Regions from separate parts of the Mus musculus genome. Here region 2 is linked to region 1. The links are chromatin loops, found by intact Hi-C in ENCODE. Cell type or tissue: heart. All regions are shown on one strand. Each heading gives the region's core, and the rest is flanking DNA. Links, peaks and the distances in the headings are about the cores only.

Region 1 (11,987 bases), core at 2,709-7,708:
AACTTTCCTCTTTAGCTCTGGCTACTTCTAGGTGCCTCTTGGGGGTTCACTGTCATGGCAACGGGTTGGTAGAACGGTGTGGAAGTTGATAGGCGAAACTAAATAGCCAGAACACTGCCTGGCCCTGCTGGCGCCACAACCAGAGAAGTGTCTGATTAATGCCTGCCTGATCCCTTTGGCTTCATTTCAGGTCACCCCGGAGAAGACTCTTGCTCAGGGACAGATGGAGCCTCACTCATTGGGATGAGCCAGGACCCTGGTCAGTGGGCACAGTTACAGGTGCCGAGGAGTCTTAGAACTGTCCAAGCAGAACAGAGCTAAAAGGGACCCTGTAGTTTGGTTATTCTGGTAACTTCTCTTTATGGCTGAATAAAGATCAAAATGGGTAATGAATGTCTACACTGTGCCCAACAAACTATGAAAATCTTTCCCCAAAGGATAATACCTACAACAGCCTCATGGAATATGTGTAATTATCCTCATCAAGGAGGTAAAACTGGGGGTGGGGTAGGAAGAAATCATGAAATTTTATTCCAGAATGCAGCTAGTGTTTGCATCCTAAACTTTCTCTTTCTTATTTCTCCTCCTCCTCCTCCTCCTCCTCCTCCTCCTCCTTCTTCTTCTCCTCCTTCTCCTTCTCCTTCTTTCTTCTCTCTCTCTCTCTCACACACACACACACACACACGCACTGTTCATTCACATGCTATGGTTTAGGTTTAAATGTGTCCCTCTAGGACTCCACAGGAAGACCATCAGAGACAACTAACCTGGACCCTTGGGGGCTCCCAGAGACTGAACCACCAACCAAAGAATGAGCACAGCATGAACCTACCTTCTGCCCCTGCTCATGTGTAGCAGATGTGCAGCTTGGTCTTCAACAACTGGAGTGGGGGCTGTCCCTGAATCTGTGCTTGACTGTGGATCCCAGTCCCCTAACTGTGGACTCTGTGGGAGAGGATGTTCCTGGTCCTGCAGTGACTTGATGGGCTAGGGGTGCAATAGGGTGGTGGTGGTGGTGAGGGTTCTCCCTTCTCAGAGGAGAAGAGGGGGGGGTCTTAGGGGAGGACCTGTGTAAGATGAGGACTGGGAGGAATGGGTGGGCTGATATTGAGATGTAAAGTGAATAAACACATTAATAAAAAATAATAGGACACAAGTATAAAAAAGTTAGTAACTTATGGGTTAGTAACAATCTCCAGTGCAGAAATGTCAAGGATTAAGACCTTTAAGAATTCTAGAGGTGGGCTGGAGCAATGGCTCAGTGGTTAGGAACACTGTTCTTCTAGAGGTCCTGAGTTCAATTCCCAGAAACATGGTGGCTCACAACCATAAAGAGATCAGCTGCCCTTTTCTGGTGTGTCTGAATACAGCTACAATGTCCTTATATACATAAAATAAATAATTCTTTAAAAAAGGAATTCTAGAAGGGTATTGGAAGGAGGGGTTATCCTAAGGGAAGGAAGTTGACTGAATGTAGGTAGTGACATGAACACAGAGGGAGAGCATCACACATGGAAAAGTTCAAGCAGGGACGGGGACTAGAGGATAGGAGGGCAGAGCAGAGAGAAAGAAAGTTAGCCAAAAGAAAAGACATATGGAAATGCCGTGTGGAAATCCACTACTTTTTAATAAAATTAAAAATTCATATAAAGACTAGCTAGATAGGCAATATCCTGAATGGCCAGATAACACTACTCTTCAATATGATGCGTTGTGTTCATATAGGAAATTCTGAAAAAACAAATAGGAGGCTGTGAATGTGGGAAAGGATCTGTAGGAGGAAGGGATGGATAAAAAGACTGGGAAGGAGATAAGGAGGATGGGGTGAGTATGCAGAATATATACCACAAAATTGTCAAGGAATAGCAGAGCCTATCATAACTATCCTCTGAGAGGCTCCACCCAGCAGCAGACTGAAACAGATGCAGAGAACCATAGCTTGGGAAGATCTTGTGGAAGACCTGGGGGAAGGACTGAGGAACCCAAGGGGAAAAGTACTTAACAGGAAGACCAACAGAGTCAACTAATTTCGACCCTTTGGGTTCTCAGAGACTGAACTACCAACCAAAGAGCATACACAGGCTGGACCTAACTCCACTAATATATGTAGCAGACATGCAGCTTGGTCTTTATGTGGGTCCCCCAACAACTGGAGCTATTGCCTGTCTGTGGAATACATCCCCCTAACTAGGCTGCCTTGTCTGGTCTCAGCGGGAGAGGGTACGCCTAGCCCTGCAGAGACTTGATGTAACTGGGTCGAGGTGGGTACCCTCTCAGAGGAATAGGAGAAGGTGTATGAGGGAGGGACTTTGGGAGGTGGGGCAGGGAGGTAGGGGCAGTGATTGGGATATGTACTGGCTAGTTTTGTGTCAACTTGACACAAGCTGGATTTATCACAGAGAAAGGAGCTTCAGTTGGGGGAAATGCCTCCATGAGATCCAGCTGTGGGGTATTTTCTCAATTAGTGATCAAGGGGGAAGGGCCCCTTGTGGGTGGGACCATCCATGGGCTGGTAATCTTTGGTTCTATCAGAGAGCAGGCTGAGCAAGCCAGGGGAAGCAAGCCAATAAGGAACATCCCTCCATGGCTCTGCATCAGCTCCTACTTCCTGACCTGCCTGAGTTCCAGTCCTGACTTCCTTGGTGATGAACAGCAGTATGGAAGTGTAAGCTGAATAAACCCTTTCCTCCCCAACTTGCTTCTTGGTCATGATGTTTGTGAAGGAATAGAAACCCTGAGTAAGACAGGATGTAAAGTGAATAAATAAATAAATTAATGGAGAAAATTAAATGAATAAACAAGATAAGTTTCCCTCCTTGTTCACTCTTTCATATGGCTCTCTTTGCCTCTCATCTTTGCATCTCTGCATTTGATGACTCAGTGAGGAATCTCTTAACAAATGGTGAGCTCTGCTTCTTTTACTCCCTTGCCTTTAAAAGTATGGAAAACACTTTTTTGTTTATTATAAATTACCTAGTCTTAGTTTTTCTATATCAACAGCACAAAATGGATCAAGACATTGGCTCCCTGGAGCTTTGTGGTGTGACCCCTGCTCTATTTCTCCTGCCTGGTGTAGCAGTCTAACGTGCCTCATTATAAACATGCTGAACAAATGAATTGTTGTGTATAATCATGGTACCATTTCTGAAGGAATGATTTGTTTGGTTTTGTTTTTGTTTTTCAAGACAGGGTTTCTTTGCGTAGCTCTGGCTCTCCTAGAACTAGCTTTGTAGACCAGAGCTTGAACATACAGAAGTCTACCTCTGCTTCCCAAGTGCTGGGACTAAAGTTGTGTACCACCATACCTAGTTGAAGTTTAAAGATGGTTTAAAGATGGGGAAGAAGAGAGAGAGAGAGAGAGAGAGAGAGAGAGAGAGAGAGAGAGAGAGAGAGAGAGAGAGAGAGAGAGAAAACACATATGTATGTGTGTGTGTGTGTATGTATGTAGGACATGCCTATCAGAAGCTAAGAATGGGAAAGAACTAAGCCTCTATAGGTACAGCCCTCACCTTATATTTTAGATCCTCTACAGCAGACTCTTTTCTGCAAATGTCTATGTTCTAGTTATCTAGATTTCATTCTGAACAGACACTATTCCATCCCATGTATGCCTTCTCTTGGACTTTTCCCCTACTTGGATTGACCCATTTCCATCTTCTTTAAAAAGCCCACACCTGTCTTCAGATATCCATCTCCACCAAGTTTTCCTTGATGCTTTTTAAAAAATGAACTACAGGTGGTGGTGGTGGGTAAGCAATCAGGATGTAAAGTGAATAAATGAATGGATTAATGGAAAAAACCCATAATAGTTTGTAAAAATTTTTTGCATTTTTATTAGGTATTTTCTTCATTTACATTTCCAATGCTATCCCCAAAGTCCCCCATACCCCCCTCCCCTACCCACCCACTCCCACTTCTTGGCCCTGGCATTCCCCTGTACTGAGGCATATAAAGTTTGCAAGACCAATGGGCCTCTTTCCACTGATGGCCGACTAGGCCATCTTCTGATACATATGCAGCTAAAGACATGAGCTCCGGTGGGGGGGGGGGGTAGTGGTTAGTTCATATTGTTGTTCCACCTATAGGGTTGCAGATCTCTTTAGCTCCTTGGGTACTTTCTCTAGCTCCTCCATTGGGGGCCCTGTGATCCATCCAATAGCTGACTGTGAGCATCCACTTCTGTGTTTGCTAGGCCCCAGCATTGCCTCACAAGAGAGCTATATCAGGGTCCTTTCAGCAAAATCCTGCTAGTGTATGCAATGGCGTCACCGTTTGGAGGCTGATAATGGGATGGATCCCCAGGTATGGCAGTCTCTAGATGGTCCATCCTTTTAATAGTTTGTAAAAATTTAAGACACATGAATCTATTTCTTATGCCTTTATTGTTTCTTCATTATGACCTGTGTTCTGTGACCATGTTTCTTTCCTTTGGTAGTAGATCATGAGCAATTAGATGGTCCTGACCCTACCTTATCTTGCCATCATCTGGGGCACATAGCAAATCAGCACATGGCAATTATAATGCACATTGTTGGAATCAGATGGTATGGACTTGGTGTGGAGAATAAAAATCTGGTATTGAGTTGAATTCTTTAAGAAATCAGTATAGAAAAAACAGGGATGAGGGACTAGATCTTCATTTGCCTTCTTTATTTCAGTGTAGGATGACAGCATCCTTCTCCAGCGATGTCTTATGACCTCAACTGACCTTCACTAGGTCTGTTTTCTCATTCTCTTGGATCCGGCTGAGAAAAACAGGAAGAATCATTAAGAGACAGGGACTTCAGAGCCAGCAAAATTATTTCTGATTCCTTTTACAGACACCAAAAGCTTTGTTTATACAGTATGACAAAGGAGTGGGCTTTTCCTGCTGGCTCCAGGGAGAAACCTCTATCGACCTCCTGGATTCATACCAGGTGTCACACCCATCCCCTTCTCAGATTTTCTCCCCCATTTTGCAGTCTCTACCATCACGTATAATGTAAAACACAAGAGTTGGAGGGTCCATTGGCTGTATCCAGCCTTTCTTCCTGAGAGATAGCTAATTTCTTCTTAGACTATGCTCTGTGTACCAGTGATGCTGGAGGTTTGTCAAGAGTGCAACTTCCAGGTGTTTCCTGGCCTTCTGCTTCAGCACACACTGTAACAAGATCCCCAAGGAGTTACTGTACTTGTAGAAGTTTGAGAGATTCTGCTGTGATCCACTTAAATTATTTTCTTAAATAAGTGGGTACACCTAAAATCTCCAGAGAGGTAAACTAACTTGTGAATTAGTGGCAAGGTACATGCTGTTTATTAGACACTTGTAGAAAGCTATGGATTCGGCACTGTGGATGCAGTTCAAAGTCAGAACCTCAAGTTTCTTTGGTCTTCAGTAATTAAATTGACTAAACATAGGCTTGCTTCACACCAGTCTCTCAGCAAACATTTGTTGAATAAATAAATCTTTTGAATTATGACCCAGGGCTTCATCTACAGCACTGTAGCTGGCTCCTGTAACTACCAGCATCCTTCAGTATCATAAAGTACTTTCAGAAAGAGTAGACTGTGTCCTCATTTGGTGCCAATCCATGGCAGCAGAATCCCAAGACTCAGTGAAGTAGGGCTCATACAATTGTAATTTGTCTGTCATACATGGTACAAGAGGAACTTTTCTGGCCTCAAATTCTCTAAGTAGCTAAGGGTGCCTTTGAAGTTCTGATTCTCCTGTCTCTACTTTCTGAGTGCTAAGTATTATAGGCATGTGCTGCTGTGCCTACTTTCATGCAGTGCTGGAAATGAACCTAGGACTTCAGGATTTATCAACTGAGCTATATCTCCAGTGCATGCATGGACTGTACATCTTGGATGCAACAGTACAGGACATACAACAGGTAAACACACACACACACACACACACTCACTCACACACACACACACACACACACACACACACACACACCAAAAAGTAGTGCCCACTTCTATCTCACCAAAAGGTCTAGTGAGAATGTTCATGCTGGTGGCTAGTTATTCCATTCTGTCCAGACTGGTGTCGTTGCTCTTATGCTCTGTGATCTGGTTTACCCATATCTTTCCCTTCTCTGAAGGTCTTTATTATTGATTGACCAACAGCTTAAAGGAAACTTTAGTTAGTCCTTTTATTCTAAGGAAGACTTTGTTTCTTTTCTGTCCATCAAGGCTGTGGCTGGGTAGTTCTATTACAGTCTTCTGTATGTAACTTACTGGCTCAGTATTGTCCTTATGTCTCACTCCATGGGCTGCTGCCTTTTGTCCAGGAGTTTATAATCTCTGGCAGCTCAATAGCTTCCACTGTTGTGAGGGTGAGAGAGGGTTTTAAAATTCATTTCATGGAAGAAGTCACATATTACTCTGGGCCCAAATTGAAAATGACTTTTCCTCTGGGAAAAAATGCCTGTGTGATCCATTTCTGTTATAATGCCATTTTGCACAGTTGCTGGAGATGCCAGTACTCTTCAAGACTAGTGTGAGGAGAGCTGTCATTCTTTCATCTTTGTTAATTTTGTTGTCCTTGCCAAGCAAGGTCTTTTAACAATTGTTGCAATGTTTTGCATGGGAATGTCTTAAGGCAAAGGAAAACGAGACAGATTCCCAGCAGCAGCCCTTGGAAGGCAGAAGCAGGACATAGGCTCACACCATTTCCCTGCACAGACCAACTTGACTAGTTCATAATTCTGAATCATAATAAAAGCGGAAGCTAGTCTTGCATTGAATTCTTACTAAGTGTCAGGCACTATTCTAAGCCCATCAATGTGGATTCTTTCTTGTTTCGCTGCCATAAATGCTATCAGGTAGGTCATGTCTTCCTGGCATTGTGGCACCAAATAATATACTTATCAGTGGTAGGTAGGTGGCGGACTTAAACCTGTGTGGTTATATTACAGAGCTTGTGTCTAGAATGGGATAGTCATTCTGGATTTTAATTTTATGTTGCTGCATACTTTTTGTTCCCATGAAGTCTTTTTCTTACGGATTAGTAATTTAAATTTTATATTGCAGCCGAACAAATTGCCAAAACCACAGAGGTTTAATTAAGCAATGAAGAAACAATTGTCACTGTAGCTTTAGTGAACAGTTCTTTGACTGATCACCATTAGGGTTTTCTGTTAGATGAGGTCAGAGGGTGGCTGGGTCTAGAATGTTCCAGCTGTATCTATGAATGTATCTAGTGTCTTCAGGTGGTTGGGAGAAAGTTAATCTTAGCTGAAACATTTGAAGGGCTGAGACTTTTTCCCTCTCCATGTGGATCATCTAGGTGGACTTTAATGTGAACAAAACTTACTGTATCAGAGGTGGGCTGGGGAGATGACTCAGTTTGTAAAGGGTGGTTGCGTAAGGATGTGGACCTGGGTTTGATTACAGAATTGAGGTGACAGAGAAAGGCAGATCTCTGGGGCTCAATGGCTAGTTAGCCATGCCTAACTGATGAGCTCTTGGACAGTAAGAGACCTTACCTCCAAAACAAAGGTAGGCATTTTCCAAAGAACAGCACTTAGTGTCGTTCTCCGGCCTTCACATACATATGCACACGGGTTCACTTGTGTGTGTGTGTGTGTGTGTGTGTGTGTGTGTGTGTGTGTGTATACACATGCAGGCATGCACACACACCAGATCTCCTTGTAGGAGAGAGGGAGGGAGAAGAGAGACAGACAGGGGAAAGAGGTAGGGGGAGGGGGAAGGGAGAGGGAATGGGAAGGAGAAGAGGGAGAAGGAAAGGGGGATGGGGAGGGGGATGGGGAGGGGCATGGGGAGGGAGAGGGAGAGGGGAGGGGGAGGGAGAGGGGGAGGGAGAGGGAGAGGGAGAGGGAGAGGGAGAGAACTATGTGATAGATAGATAGATTGGGGCTCTCAAGAGCACACAGCAGAAGCTGCCAGCCCTGCTTTGGACCAGGTCTAGAACTGTCGCTGTCCTTTCTCTCTTTTAGTTTAAGTTAATTTACAGGGCCAGCCCAATACAGTTGATATGAATACTTGAAGCACAACTATTAAATCCCAGATTGGGGATAGGTCACCTATCTGGAATAGGAAAGTATTTTAGGGCACTGGATATGAATGGCAGATGAGGCTCAAGCTCTGGATTTCACACATGTCAACTCTTTGGAGTTGGGCAAGTTATACATCTCTCAGCTTCTAATCATTTCCTAGGAAAAGAGGGAGATTCTTTTTTTTTTCGAGACAGGGTTTCTCTGTATAGTCCTAGCTGTTCTGGCACTCACTTTGTAGACCAGGATGGCCTCAAACTCAGAAATCCTCCTGAGTACTGAGAAATGCCTCCTGAGTACTGGGATCAAAGGTGTGCGCCACCACGCCCGGCAAGAGGGAGGATTCTAACAGCCACTGTTGTTTATTGATTATCACTTCGTGCTAGGCATTGTTCTTTGCTCTTGCCATTCAGAGCCTCATGTACACTTCCCAGAGGAACTATGAAGTTTTTACCATATCCTATTAAATTTACAAGCGGTCAAACTCAGGCACATAAAGATGACATTTCCTGCTCAAAGTCACATTTCTGGCAAGTGGCAGTGCTGGAACTTGAACCCAGGCAGTATGGCCTAGTGTTTACCCTTAATTAAACTCTGCATTGATCAGTAGTGCTTGTCCCCTATGATGGCTGTAAAAGAGCAATGATGTATTCTAAGTAAAGTACTTAGTGTTCAGTGTGCTACAAAAATTATCACGGTTTTGTGTATTTGCAATGTTATCATCCTAAGAGGATCAGCTCACCAAAATCCCTGTCACTCCTCAACAGTCATGAGGACAGGAAATTTGTTCCCATTTTTCTTTATGTGGTTCAATATGATGTTTCCAGTTCAAACACAACTGGACCCTTTCTTTTTTGGTTTTTCGAGACAGGGTTTCTCTGTATAGCCCTGGCTGTCCTGGAACTCACTCTGTAGACCAGGCTGGCCTCGAATTCAGAAATCCTCCTGCCTCTGCCTCCGGAGTGCTGGGATTAAAGGCGTGCGCCACCACGCCCGGCGGTGGACCTATTTCAGTTCTTGTGTATTTCCTGGGTGTTCTTCCTTGTCTACAGCTGAGGGATGTTACATTTTCCTTCACAAATCAGCTTTGGGCTGATATTCTGCCTCTGGCACATCACTGTTGCATTTTGTTATAAACGCCCGTCCCTGGAGCTGTAGTGTTGAGTTAATGTCCACTGGGACACCAGAATGAAATTGCACTCTATTTAAACCAAGGCTGCAAGTCTCATTTTTTTTCCCCCAACTCCAATGTCTGAGTGCGCAGGTTTGGGCTGTTTCCTGACATTATGCATTTGTTTGTATATCTGCTTCCTTTCCCCCACTTCCATCTTACTCACTGGGATTGTTGACTAGCTACTGGTCCCATTTTTAGAATTAAGCTATTTTTTCATTATTTGGTTCTTGCTGAGTATGACTGTAGCTGATTGAAGACAAAGAAACATGGGAGGTATTTTTGATTATTTGCTTGTACTCGCTCTCTCAATATCTGGTGCCTCAAAATCCCATTGTTTTCCCTTCGAAATCTATCCCCAAAGTCCCCCATTCACATTAACCCCTGTGCCCCTTCAGAAAACATTCCCCCTGGACTCACACTGAAGGTTCCCCCTGGCATTTCAGCTTACATTTCTCCTCACCTTTTGAATATTTTCTGTGAAGCATCCAGAATGGTCAATGAAAACAAAGCAGAACAAACCAAACCAAACAAAAACATAAACATGCTGAAAAACTTCCAATAGTTTCCATTTAGATTTACATAAAATATGCCAGCCTAGAGCTTACACTGCCCTACTCAAAGAAGACCTTCTCCTTCAAACTCATCCCAACACTTTCCCCTCTTCTGCAGCACCTGACATGTGAGATTGGAATGATTTTTGTTTGTTTTCTGATCCACCCTCATTACTCACTCTCTTATCCTACATAGTCTGGTATAGAGCCGGTGTGGAAGAACAGTGAGATTATCATATTGATCACCAGAATCCCTACCCTGGCATATGGAGGCTACAATCAATTTACTTGGATGAATGAAAGCAACATATTAAGGGGAATCAAGCCCTTAGCAAGATTTAGTTTTGCTATGTCAAGTCTTTAAATTGCTTTGGGTTTTAATTTACATATAGAGATATGTTGGCTTTGGTATAGAAACAGAATCCTTAATATCACAAATATCAGCCACATTGGTATATATATTTGTAGGACTTCATGTTGTATCCTCTTGAATGTTTCTATGAGCTAAATGTAAAGTGGGAGAGACTCATGCTGATATTCTTTTTCTTGTAACCCCGTCACACTGGCATTCATTAAAACAACAACAACAACAACAACAACAACAACAAAACTCTTTACTTCCTGACATAGTAACACACACCCATAATTCCAGCATTTGAGAGGCAGAGGCAGGAAGATCACTGAAAGTTTGATGCTAGTTTGGTCTACATAGCAAAATCTATTTCTGATCTTTGCTATCTAAGTCTAGTGAGTTGAAAGTAAGGGTCAGCAATAATTCTCCCCATAAACCAGCCAGCTTCTTCCTTCCTTCCTTCCTTCCTTCCTTACTTCCTTCCTTCCTTCCTTCCTCCCTCCCTCCCTCCCTCCCTCCCTCCCTCCGTTCGTTCGTTCGTTCGTTCTTTCTTTCGTTCTTTCTTTCTTTTTCGAGACAGGGTTTCTTTGTGTAGCCCTGGCTGTCCTGGAACTCACTTTGTAGACCAGGCTGGCCTCGAACTCAGAAATCCGCCTGCCTCTGCCTCCCAAGTGCTGGGATTAAAGGCGTGCTCTACCACGCCCAGCATGCCAGCCAGCTTTTCTCTGTCTCTCAGTCTCTCTGTCTCTCTGTCTCTCTGTCTCTCTGTCTCTCTCCCTCTCTCCCTCTCTCCCTCTCTCCCTCTCTCTCTCTCTCTCTCTCTCTCTCTCTCTCTCTCTCTCCTATCTTCCTCCCCTCTTCCCTGCCCCACTCTCTCACATTAGTATATGTGTATGAATTGGTTCCCTTATTTCACCATGTGGGTTATTCCTAAACTCAGGTTATCAGGCTCTGTGACGAGTATCCTTATACCCTCTGAGCCAGTTTTCAGCCCTCTGGTATACTTTCTGCAAACTCAATGGCACAGGCTCACCCTGTAGCTTGGTAGTCCTTCCATCTCAATGGCACAGGCTCACCCTGTAGCTTGGTAGTCCTTCCTTTCTTACTTTCATACTTCTCATCATGACTGTGTTCAACAAGGTGTTTGTCATCATCATAGAGTTCCATATTGTGCAAGTTCATGTGGATTCAGATCAAATGGATCCAAATTAGGTTTTAAAAATGGTTTAATTAGTTTTCAATAAGCTTAAAATACACAAATAAAATGTTCTGAATAAAATGGAGAGATAAGTGTGAGAAAGTAAAACAAAACAAAACAAAACACCCCAAACAAACACTCGCAAAAAAACCCCAAGGCATTGGAAATGCAGAAAATTTGGCTGTTTCTAGAACTCTACAAGATCAAAACTAACAGATACTCAGAACAAGTTAGCCAATTGGAAAGGACTGAGAATAGGGGGTGCTTTATTGCTTCAAATAATTGTCATGTTGACAGTTAGAGGAAGGATACAGTCAAGGACAAGAACATCCAGGTGGGCCTGAAAACACCTTGTGTAAAAACCTTTATGCGTGTGTTGAAACATAGAACTTAAAAGGAAAAATAAGCAGAACAAATTTTTCTAACATTTTAAGAGAAGTAAATTGTTAAGGAAGCATAAACCTGCTTCAAAAATATTTTAACTATGAAGGCCTAAAAATGAATCTCTGGCTGTAATGCTTTGTACCAGCAGGAGGCTGGCTGTAAATGGAGTGTCCTCAGACCTTTAAGCTGCTTGCCCAGGAGGATCCCCCAATTACAACAGACCTAAAGATGCTGTGTGGCTCCCGTGTTCCAACTCTGGTTTTAATTTGTAGTTACTCTGTTCCTATGTTGCTATTGTGTGTTGGATATGTAAAGTGGGAGGGCTTGG
Region 2 (11,987 bases), core at 4,135-9,134, 51 kb before region 1:
GCAGGGATGTAGTGACTTTCTTCTCCGTAGTATGCAGAGTATCTTCCAGTGCCATGAACACTAGTCAGTAAGGGGGAAAGCTCCAGTTGGGAATCAGCTTGGTTTCTCTGTGTTCAAATGAGATATATGGGTGTTATCTTCAGCAATAAGGCCTTACCAGTTTGTGGAAATCAACCAATAGAATTATGTTTGGATTTTTATATGTATGTTGGGCAACTGAACTCAGATCATCATGTTTGGTGTCATTATTTTACTAAGCAATCTCTCTGCCCCTTGGTACTCTTATTTTGATGAGATGAGTTCATCTTATTTTAGAAAGAATGATTCTTGATTATCTTGTGAATGGGTGGTATCATATATGTTTTTAAAAATAAGATCTATTTGCTTTATTTATTGTATGCATCTGTGCCTGCATGAATTTTTATATGCACTACATGCATGCAGATACTCCAGAGGCCAGAAGGCACCAGATGACCTGAAACTGGAATTACACTGGCAGTTATAAGCCACCTGAGGTGGGAGCTATGAACTGAACCTCGGTGGCAAACACCTCTAATTCTAGCATTTGGGAGGCAGAGGCAGGTGGATCTCTGTGAGTTCAAGGCCAGCCTGCTCTACAAAGAGAGTTCTAGGACAGTCAGGTCAAAGCAGAGAAACCCTGTATTGAAACAAACCAAACCAAACCAAACCAAACCAAACCAAACCAAACCAAACCAAACCAAACCAAACCAAACCAAAAAGAGTCTAGTATCAGTTTAGATTTCAGTCTTTACTAACTTTCATTGTTGCTGCAGATATCTTGGGATATCAGTTGCTTTGCAGTCTGATTAGATATAAGCTAAGAGTAAGGCTGACTTTGACCTGAAATGTGTCCTGCCTACAACATATGTCGGGACAAAGATGGAGCAGACACTGAGGAAATGGCCAAACAATGATGGCCCCAAATTGAGACCCATCCCATGGGCAAGAGTCAATCCCTGACACTATTAACTATATTTTGCTATGCTTGCAGACAGGATCTTAGCATAACTGTCCTCTGAGAGGCTCCCCCCAGTAGCTGATGGGAACAGATGAGGAGACTCACAGATCAGGGACTCTTACGGAAGAGTTGGGGGAAGGACTGAGGGTTTCTAATGGGATAGGAACTCCATAGGAAGACTGAGAGCCAACTAACTGGACCCTTGGAGGCTCCCAGAGACTGAACCACCAGCCAAAGAGCTAGTAGCATGGGCTATACATAGACTCTCCGCACATATGTAGCAGAATGTGCAGCTTGGTGTTCATGTGTGTCCCCCAACAACTGGAGTGGGGGCTGTCCCTGAATCTGTTTTCTCTCTGTGGATTTTGTTACCCTAATTGGGCTACCTTGTCTGACCTCAGTGGGAGAGGATGTGTGTAGTCCTTCAGAGACTTGATGTGGCAGAGCCGTCCCCTTCACAGAGGAGAAGGGGATGTGGAAGGAGCTTTGGGGGAGGACTGGCAAGAGGGGGAAGATATTGGGATCTAGAGTGAATAATTATTCCACAAGGCTCTACGTCCCATGAAGGCAGAGGCCTTGGTGGTATGTGTTGACACCACTGGGCTTAAACTGGAGTCCTCCAAAGAGGAGAAATAGGCAAGACTGCTCAGTGAATGGCAGGTGCCTGGAACTCTAGCTCTCTTTGATTACTGATGATCTCTGTCTGCCTCTGATTGTCTGTCAGCACAGAGTGTGCTGAAGTTCATATGTCTTATCAGGGTGACCACAGTTAATGAAATAGGATACTACAATCTTAATCTTTCCTCTCTCTCCTCCCTGTTCTCATCAAATTCCTATAATAGTGCTTATTTTTTCTAGAGTAAAGACTGGGGTATCTTTGAATAAGCACTGTATCCCTGCATATGTTACTTTGACCAACTCAACATGCACACACCTTTAAAAATGCTAAAATTAGTAGATACGGCACAAAAGACTCCAGCCAAAGTCCATAGATATAAAAAGGTCCAGATGAAGGGCCTAGAAAACTAGGCAAAACGCTTAAGAAAAGTTTTGTAAAAAGTGCATTTAAAAATTATTTAAGTTTTTAAAAGCTCCCATACATATGTATATTATATACTCGGCAGGCTTTGCAGAAGAGTGGAGGCAGAATGCTAGTCTTAGAAGCAACCACAAGGTGGTGCTATGTACTCAGCGATGAGAGTCTTGCTTTCAGTGACTGTCCTCTTTTTGTCACCAATTATCAGTTTAGTAAAGCAATTTCTCAGTCTCTTTCTAGCCCATAATTTTCCTTAGTCAAACAGTTTCAGTCTTTCTTTCTTGTGTCATCTTTGCAGAGTGACATGTTTAAGGAAGAGTCATGCATAAGGCTGAGGTTAATTCAACGCCTCCTGGTTTTATGCCTGTACTACCCAAAGAGAAAATAGTATGACAAGATTATCCCTTTTCTCTGTCAATGTCATAACATAATACTGTGTCATGACAGTGTGCTGTAACTACATTTCAAGAAAGAAAAAGTACGTCAAAACCTTGAACAGGGTAGAGGGGTGTGAGATTGATTTTTGGGGTCACTGGGGATCTATGCTGGGATCTGGGGCCTGTGCATCCTCAAAACTGTCAGCTAATTTGCTTGCTGGCAAATCTCCTTTTTAAAGGGCTCACCCAGTTTCAAAGCTACAAGATACTGGGGTTAGCAGTTCCCGAGACCTGAGGTCCTTGAAGAAGAGAAGATGTCAGTCATAGCAGGGCCTTATCCTGACAGGTCTGACTGAGTCCCTGAGGCAGGTCTACAAGGCAGTGCTGCAAACTTGCACTGGAGAAAGGATGAGGCTGAGTACCAGGACCTGGCCACTAGAGGTCAGCATCACCAAGCAGTCATAGGCACTGAAGATGCCCTCCAGGCTCTGCAGGGTGTTCTAGCAGAGCTCATCTATATCCAGTGCCTTATTCTATCTGACCAACCACAGCAGCCCAGAGGAGCTGCAAGTATAGGCATAATGTAGCACCAGTATCCTGTCTTTTTGACAAGATACATTAAAATTGTGTACCTGTGATCTTGGAAGTGCCTGGGAACTGATGATGGACAACTCACAAGCAGAGCCTTCAGATATGCAGGGGCAATTGGCACAGAGTGATGTGCTAGTCTACTGGGCAGAGCTGGGTAAAGTATTGCATACTTGCAATCCCAGGACTCTGGAGGTTGAGGCAAAAGGATCACTTCAGATCCAAGGCTAACCTTGGCTATGTAATGAGCTTGTCACAAACAAACAAACAAATGAACAAACAAATAAACAGCAAGCAAGCAATGAAGCAACAACAGAACAGCCATGGGCAGACAGACGATACCTCTTTGATTGATTTTATTTTATTTTATTTTATTTTATTTTATTTTTGAGACAGGTTCTCATGTAGCCCAGGCTGGGCTTGTACTCTTCATCTTACTGCCTCTACCTTCCAAGTGCTGGGTTGTAGGCATGTGCCACCAATGCCTGACTAAGGGCTAAATATTTTGTGCGGAAGGAAATTAGGATGGGAAGTGTCATTAAGAAAAGAAAAGCAGGATTTAAAAATACTGTGGCTTTGTGAGTTGCTTATGACCATGAATTATACTGCTTGATGGTTATGACTGTAGACCTTGGGACCAACAGTCTCCAATTTGAATCCCATTCTAGTACTTGGAAGTGGAGGGACTTAAGTGTGCGTCTTCATCTCTGTTCCCCAGTTTGTGAAATTTATAACTTGGGAAGACCATCATTTCAGAATCATTCCTGACTCTCCCATAGGGTCGCTGTGAGGATTAAGTAACAGCACTGTAGCGGGAAGTGTTTACCGTGTGCTCACTCTGCGAAGGCAGAAGAAGACTTAGCTCTCATTTTTTTTTCAAGATTTATTTATTTATTTCGTGTATGTGAGTCCACTGTCGCTGTCTTCAGACACACTAGAATTGGGCATTAGATCCCCATGACAGATGGTTGTGAGCCACCATGTGAGAATTGAACTCAGGACCTCTGGAAGAGCAGTCAGTGCTCTTAACCGCTGAGTTATTTCTTCAGCCCTTTAGCCCTCAATTTTAGCATTTCATAATTCTGACAACCAGTGTGTTCCATTTTGCAGCTGCTTAAACTGAGGTGTGACTACATCAACACACCTGGGTATGAGCTAGTCGATTTCCTATCCAGAGTCAGCATAGCTGTTTTAATTATTACCCTATTTTCATTGAACAAACATTCAACAGTGGGCTGGGGAGATGACCCAGTAGGTAATGCGCTTGCTGTACCAGCCTGAGGACTTGGGTTGCGACCCCTGAGCTCATGTAAAAACCAGGATTGTGGGTGCATGCCTGGCACTCCAAGGCTGATGGGGGCAGAGACATGTGGACCCAGGCTTTCAAGCCAGACAGCTTAGTTAAAATGGCAAGCTCCAGGTTCAGTGGGAGATACTGTCTAAAAAAAAATAACACGAATAATCTCACTTAATATTATACTTTCCAGTATACCATCCAGTGATTCCCCTACAAATTTCATTTTCTTTATAGTTGAATTCAATTCTGTGGTGTATCTGTACCCTATTTTCATCTGTAATAACATGTGGATGGAACCTAGTCTGACTCCATTTTCGAGCTATAGTAACTAGGCACAGACAATTAAGTGTCTCTGAGGTGGGCTATGCCCAGGAATGGAATATTTGGATCATGTGGTAGTTCTAACTCTAGCACTTTGAGGAACCTTCTGCACTAGTACCCACAATGGCTACCCCAGTGAATAAGTGTTCTTTCTCCCTAGCCTCCCCAATACCTACTGCTAGCTTTCTTGTTAATAATCATTATGCCTAGGGTACCTTAAAGTAGATTTAATTCACATTTCCCTGACTAATAGGGAAAAATTAATTTATTTATGTTTGTGTATACTGTCACTCTCTTCAGACACACCAGAAGAGGGCGCCAGATCCCATTACAGATGGTTGTGAGCCACCATGTGGTTGCTGGGAATTGAACTCAGGACCTCTGGAAGTGCAGTCAGTGCTCTCCAGCCCATCTCTGAGACTTCTTTGCAGATCTTCTTCAGTAAAGCCATAGCCCCTCACTTCTGTGTGCACAAGCAGCATGCTGGGTTGAAAAATATCCTTCCTTGGAAACATAACACTCAGGTTGTTGGAGTCAAAGTCAAGATCTTTATCTTTAAAAAAAATTTTTTTTTAAAAATTATGTGTATGTGCCTGCATGTGGCTATGTGCATGTGAGCACAGATGCCCCACAGAGGCAGGAGGTGTTAAATTCTCATGGAGCTGGAATCTTAGCATGTTGTGAGCCACCTTACGTGGGTGCTGGGAACTGAACTCATGTCCTCTGCAAGAGCAGTGAGTACTCTTAGCCACTGAACCATCTTTCTAGTCCCCTGAAGTCAAGGTCTTTCCACTACTCAGAAGCCACATGATGCTGAACCAGTGATGGAACCCTCTGCATCTCGGTTTACCAACCTGTAAAGTACATGTAACTTGATAGCATTTAACATTTATTTAATTTTTACTGTATTCTATGCATGTATGTGTTTTGCCTGCACATATGTGTGTACACCATGGGCATGCTGTGAGCAAGAGGAGGGAGTCAGGACCTTGGGACTAGCGTTATAGATACTTGTGAGCGAGAATTGAACCCAGTTCTCTGGAAGAGCAGCCAGTGCTCTTAACAGCTTAGCCATCTCCCCAGCTTCACTTTGTATTATTTAAAAGATAGACTTGGTTGGGAGCTAGTTCAGTTGGTATGTGCTCACTGTGTAAGCGTGAAGACCTGAGTTTGATGTGAGAGCACATGTCAGATATTCCAGGCATGGTGCTGCATGCCTGCTGGGGAGGTAGAGGCAGGTGGATCTTTGAGGCCCCTTAGGCAGCTTAGCTGAATAAGTAAGGCCTAGGCTAGTGACAGATACTGTTTTTTAAAAAAAGGTATGTGCAAGATGGGTAATATCTTGAACCTCAAGATTTGACATCTGGCCTTCATGTACATTTGCACACACATGCATGTGAACCCACATATGCAGCTACATGCACACACATATATTCACCCACACCCCTTCCCCCCACAACACAAAACAAATTAGACTGAAAAAAAAAAAAGTGACTGCTAATAAACTTAGTGTATCAGGATGTAAGACTTGGCTGTCACCAGTAGCGGCACTCTGGCTTAGAGAGTGAAGAAATCACTTCTCTCTGATTCAGCTTCATGACAAATTATCCATGATTCCAAGATCCAAACTGCATCCTCTCCTAAATATTGGTTTCAGTCCGGAAAACTGTACCTGATTGTTACGAGCCCCTCATTCTAAGCTACTACCAGAGGCTAAAGCTGGTGTCTGATCTTTGTCTCAGCTTTGTCCAATAGGAGTATTACACAGGCCACATAACTGATTTTGCATGTGTAAGCAGTTGATGAGGAAAGTAGAAAAAAAAGGTGAACCTTATTTTTATTTATCCTAGCCTATCCAGATTATTATTATTTTTACAAGGAACCTGTGTGAACCTTTCTTTTTCTTTTTCTTTTTCTTTTTCTTTTTCTTTTTCTTTTTCTTTTCCTTTTCCTTTTTCTTTTTCTTTTTCTCTTTCTCTTTCTCTCTTTCTTTTTCTTTTTCCTTTTGTAGTTCTCTTTCTTTTTTTAAATTATTTTTATTTCTTTTTATTAGATTTTTAAATTTACATTTCAAATGTTATCCCCTTTCGTGGTTTCCCCTCTGAAAACCCCCTATCCCCTCTCCCCTCCCCCTGCTCATCAACTCACCCATTCCTGCATCCTGGCCCTGGCATTCCCCTATACTGAGGCATAGAACCTTCACAGGACCAAGGGCCTCTCCTTCCATTGATGACTGACTAGGCCATTCTCTGCTTCATATACAGCTAGAGCCATGAGTCCCACCATGTGATTTCTTTGGTTGGTGGTTTAGTCCCTGGGAGCTCTGGGGGTACTGGTTGGTTCCTGTTGTTGTTCTTCCTATGGGGCTGCAAACCCCTTCAGCTCTTTGGGTCCTTTCTCTAGCTCCTCCATTGGAGACCCTGTGCTCTGTCCAATGGATGCCTGTGAGCATCCACTCCTGTATCTTTCAGGCACTGGCAGAGCTTCTGTGTGAACCTTTCTGATGAGGCATGGTCACATTCTTTTTCTTCCTTGGCATCCTTGACACTTAGCGTGTATTTTACCCTCACAACTCTCACTGTTTGCTAGACCAGATTTCCATGCTCGTTTCTCTGTGCAGTGAGGGCGACAGTGCAGGGATAAGCTGCATCTTATTTGGGATGAAAAGATCAACTTTGCAGCCTTATCTAACTTTATTCCCATATTCATTAGCATATAAATTGATTATAAAGCTTTATAAAGTATAAGTAAGGAATGTCACACTGATATTTCTGTATGTGCATACAGTTTGCTAACGTACTTTGATCACAATCACCCCTCTTTGGTCTTTCTCATCCTCTGGGTTCCTCATCCTTTTCGCTTTCACATCCCTAATGTTTTTTTCTCTCTCTTCCAAGCCCTGCCCCTCGCTTAAATCTCTCACATGGGAGAAAACACCATGTCTGTCTTCATGAAACCGGCTTATTATTCTCGACAGGATGACGTCAAGTTCCACCCATTTAGCTTCAAAGGACATCATTTTATTCTTTATGGTTGAATAAAATTTCACTGTGGATATATACCACATTTCTTTATCTAGTCATGAGTCATTGCTGGGCACCTGACTGTCTCTATACCTTGACGATTTTGAGTTTGGCAACATGGTCTTGACTGACTTCAGTCCTCTGACATTTTAAGCTCTTTCTTCTGTGGCCCCATAACTTGGTCCACAAGGCCCTCAGCATTTTCGGAACGTGATAATACTTTACCCTCACATTCTTTTCGACTCTGATCGCCAGTCCCAGGTGATAAAGATAGACACACCGTCTCTCAAATCACTCCCACCTTATAGACGAGGAAACTGAGTCTTGCAATGGTTAGATTTTCAAGACTTCGAGTAGCAGCACAGGCTCCAATCTCTTTCCTTTGAACCCTGCTTTATTGATGGTGACCCTGTGGGAAGTGATGGGCTGCTCAGACTAGAATGAGAATGGCCTGTCAAGGCCAAGAGTGAACATCTGGTCAATGGAGGTACACAGTGGTCCTAAGGTGCCCTTCAGGGTAAAGTAGAGGAGATTTCTGCACTCCGTGGAAGCGGGGAAAGCAGGGTGAAGACACTTTGTATAGTTCTGAGAATGCAGCATGCTCTCTTTTCCTCAGGGAGATGGACAGATACTGTTGTCACCAGTGCTGGCAGGCTGGGATTTCCTCCTTTAGAGCTACAAGGCTAGCCTTCCCCTAGACCCGGTCCCCTTGCAGTGCCTGCAGCCTGATTGCGTTGGTCTTCTCCCCTGGAGGGCCAGCCCCACATCCTCCCATTGTCAGAGCTGATATAGTTCCTCATTAATTTAGACTCGTGTAAATATTTTTGGAAGCATTGCTTTGCTGTCCTGAAGGTTGGTAGGGCTGAGTGTGAGCTGGCTGGGGTCTCATCCGCCTCTTCCTGACCTCCTTCCTGCTTCTGTTGTTTCCTGCCCTCTGCCTCTTGCCGGGAGTCCCTCATCACAGCTAGACAAAGGCCAGGGAGCTGTGGGGAGAAGGCTTCCTCTGCAGGAGTTCTTGGGGGCCTGGGAGGGGCCGACTGGGTGGCCCAGGGACAACTGGGCAAAGCCCTTTCCTTCCCTGAACCTTGCCTTCCTCCCCAGTGAAACCCAATGTGTGGAATAGCTTAGTAGCCTCAACCTTTTACCATCAAAGGCCACTTTGCTTGCTTTCCTGTTCTTCCCCGGTGAGCTCCCGTCAGGGAAGGATTGTGTTTGTCCAACCCACACCATTTATTAAATAATAATGATTCTCAGTTTTTATTCAACAAAGGCCTGCTGAGCAGCACGGGAGGAACCAGAGCCACCGCACGGATTTGCTCAAACCCAGGCTCGAGCCACTGCTGCGTGGCATTTAGAGGTTTATCCTTGTGAAGGGAAAGGGGACCGTGCCATTTCCGAAAGATTTTATGCAATGCTGGTGCTGACCCCACGCTACCTACCTTTCCCCTGTTACTATCTTCTATGGCCTACGGCCTCAACTTAGGAACCAAAGGTCTTGATGAATTAGAAATCTTTCCTGTTCCAGGTTCCACGAGCTCAATCTCTACCCACACCATCCTGAGGAGGGCTCCGGTCGGTCCCTTCTGAGGTTATACACATGGTGGTGGTATGGTGGTATTCACATGGGTTTGTTAGAGTTACCATGGATGGGGTTCTATGTGTGTGTGTGTGTGTGTGTGTGTGTGTGTGTGTGTGTGTGTGTGTGCGCGCACGCGCGCAAAGGTGGGTGTGTTGGTGAGTAAGAGTATAAGAGAGATCAGGAGAGACCTCCAGATTCCTGCTGATCCCATTCTAATCCATCAGACAGGGCTTGGTGCCCTGATTGTAATCTGACCCTGCATTTAGTGACTGAGAGGTCCCTTCATTGTTCCCTTTTGACCTCACTGGAAAGAAAGCCACTTGCCCAGCCACTATTGGAGCTGCTGCCACAGTCCCCAGAATCATAGAAAAAAATAGACCAGACTGGTCCAGTGTCTTCTCATACAGATAGAGAAACTTGTTGGGGGTGTGTGTGGTTGGAGGTTTGGTTGGGCTACAAAGCCAGCTGATCATTCAAGCTTCAGACACAGCAAGCTTCAGTTAGGATTCCAGAGACCCCCATGAGGCCTCCACAGACAATGCTTGCTCAAACTACCAGCTTTCATTTATTCTCTGCACCATTAGCCTGGCTTAACTCCCTTTGTGGTGTTTATCAGGGCCCCAGTGCTCTGCCTTCGCTCACCAGTCACTTCCTCACCCCTAGCAAGTACAGGGGATCAGAGACTAAGCCTGAATTATTCTGTGATGTGTTCAGAGCCCCCCTCCCCCGCCCCAGTCTCTCACACACTAGTTGTTCAACAAACACCTGTTGAGTTGAGTGAATGGACAAATAGGTAGGAAAGGATTGGAACTCATATCCCTGGGCCTCAGGCTGCTGCATTATTTCTGTCTTTCCTGTTCAGGGTGCTCAGGGAGCCTAGAGAGTTTGAAATAGGGTCAAGAAGCTGGAAGTAGTACCAAATGGTGGAATGAGTTAGAGCACGGGTGGTGGCAGGGATATCAGAGGGGGTGGGGTGGATGTAAGGGGGAGATTAGCTTTAATTGCTAAAGATGACCATTTGGTTTTGGTCAGATAAGGAGTAGGGCTGGGGTGGTACTGCAGTGTTCTGGCTGAAGACAATAGCAGCGCTATTGGAGTGAGGCAGGTAGTCAGGTAGTTAAATTTCAGCTATATCTACCTCCCTGTTTCTCCCCATCTCCCCTCCACCCCCAGCTTCCTCAGATAGCAAACCAGCTGTTAGGGACACAGCTGTGGCTACCTCTTGGAGAGAGAGAGAGAGAGAGAGAGAGAGAGAGAGAGAGAGAGAGAGAGAGAGAGAGAGAGAGAGAGAGAGAGAGAGAGAGAGACTGTTGCCTGGGTGAGTTCCCAAGCTGTGGAGTTCAAAGCAGACCTGTGAAGTCAGGGGCAGAGCAGAGCGCTGGAAGGGAGGGGGTGAGAAGTCAGTGAGGGGTAGAGAAAGGCTACACTTCTACTTTGATGTCCCAGCACAGAGCTTGAGCCAGGTCTGGGTGGGGTCCCAGCAGATGGCTTTAGCTTTCCTCTTCAACTCAAAGCTTTAGAGAGAGCCAATTAGCCACACTTTCCTGTCCTTTAGGCAGGATGTTTATCTAGTCCTCTGAAACTATGACATAGCTGTGTGAGTCCAGGGCACACTCCTACCCCCACTCTATATAAGAAAGCACATTCCCCTACACACATAAATATGTATACCCATTTATTGCACATGCAAGCAAGGCATACCCTCGCACACACATGCATTTATACACTTATCTGCAGTCTGTTCACAAGGATCCCTAGATGTCACATCTAAGTGGCCTTACATCATATATAAAACTTGCACTCACTAAGTGCACATGACAGTGTCCATCACAGCCAAGGCTGGCTTTGTTCTCTAGGTGAGGAGTCAGCTTGTGGGGAAAGTTGGGGAAGACTTCTGAACCCAACTCTAGAATTTTCACTCTGCTAGCAATTTTGGCCCTTCTCATGGAACAGGGCCAAGACACTTTTCTGCCAGGAACTGTTTATCTCTGACTTGTCACAATACCTAACTGAAATCACCTCGGGGAGAGAAGTCCCCTAGGAAACCTTCTTGTTCCTCTCCTAGGTCACCTAGCCCTGGGGACTCTGGCTAACAACCCTGCCTTAGCTACTGCTTTACCACTTGGCTGCAAGTAGATAACTTAGAATCAGTTTTGCCAAAAGTCGCCCTTGCTATTACAGTAGAATGGTCCTGAGGTAAAGACCCACGTTATCACCAGTCCTCTAAGCATACCTCTAAAGCTTTAATTTAACAAACATTTTCGGGGCTAAACAGAGAGGTTGGATGCCAGAGAGATATCAGTCCTAGGGCTGGGGTATGGGTAGCCTCTGAGTCTTGGGGCACATCAGTCTGGCCTGCAACCTCAGTTGTGTTTACCAATCTTACAGCTTCTGTGATGGATAGTGTGGTGGGAGACAGGGATGGATCAGCACCAGGTTGGGTGAGGAGTGAGCCTGGCTGTCAGTGTCGGGATCACTCAGGCCATCTGGCTCCAGCTTGCTCTAGGTTGGAGTCTGGGTCTTATCAGCATCCCACCATTCCAGGCACAGATCATTGACCCCTGTACCATCCCAGGCTCCGAATTCCCTTCCCTTTCCATTGAGACAGAGAATAATTAATGAAGTACATTCATATTTTCTCCCATGGAGAACTCTGGGTTTTCATCTGGCTTGGAATCCAGGCAGGACAGCTGGGAGAGATAGACAGGAAGTTTGTTTCAAGGCTATTGAAGCTTTCATGTTCCTCTCTTTCTGTGTCCTCAGTGACCCAGGGTTGCTCCTGGATCT

The links. A loop is a pair of places that touch in the nucleus more often than their neighbours do. Peaks named below come from ENCODE experiments on the same cell type or tissue, not always from the same donor. Only the 100,000 strongest peaks of a DNase experiment are listed, where the experiment ranks them.
Region 2: it touches region 1 in a loop (4-fold over the local background); 6 of 42 quality-filtered maps call a loop at or near these places.

What each region holds. Positions count from the first base shown.
Region 1 is chr2:85,173,548-85,185,534 of GRCm38, forward strand. No RefSeq gene overlaps it. Among named protein-coding and RNA genes, the nearest start is that of Lrrc55, 19 kb to the right of the region's middle. In heart, for the core only: no CTCF peak of the experiment used is centred there; a DNase peak (open chromatin) is centred at 5,064.
Region 2 is chr2:85,121,227-85,133,213 of GRCm38, forward strand. No RefSeq gene overlaps it. Among named protein-coding and RNA genes, the nearest start is that of Aplnr, 9.1 kb to the right of the region's middle. In heart, for the core only: CTCF peaks have their summits at 4,908 (motif pointing right) and 6,132; a DNase peak (open chromatin) is centred at 8,485; H3K27ac peaks cover 1,171 bases.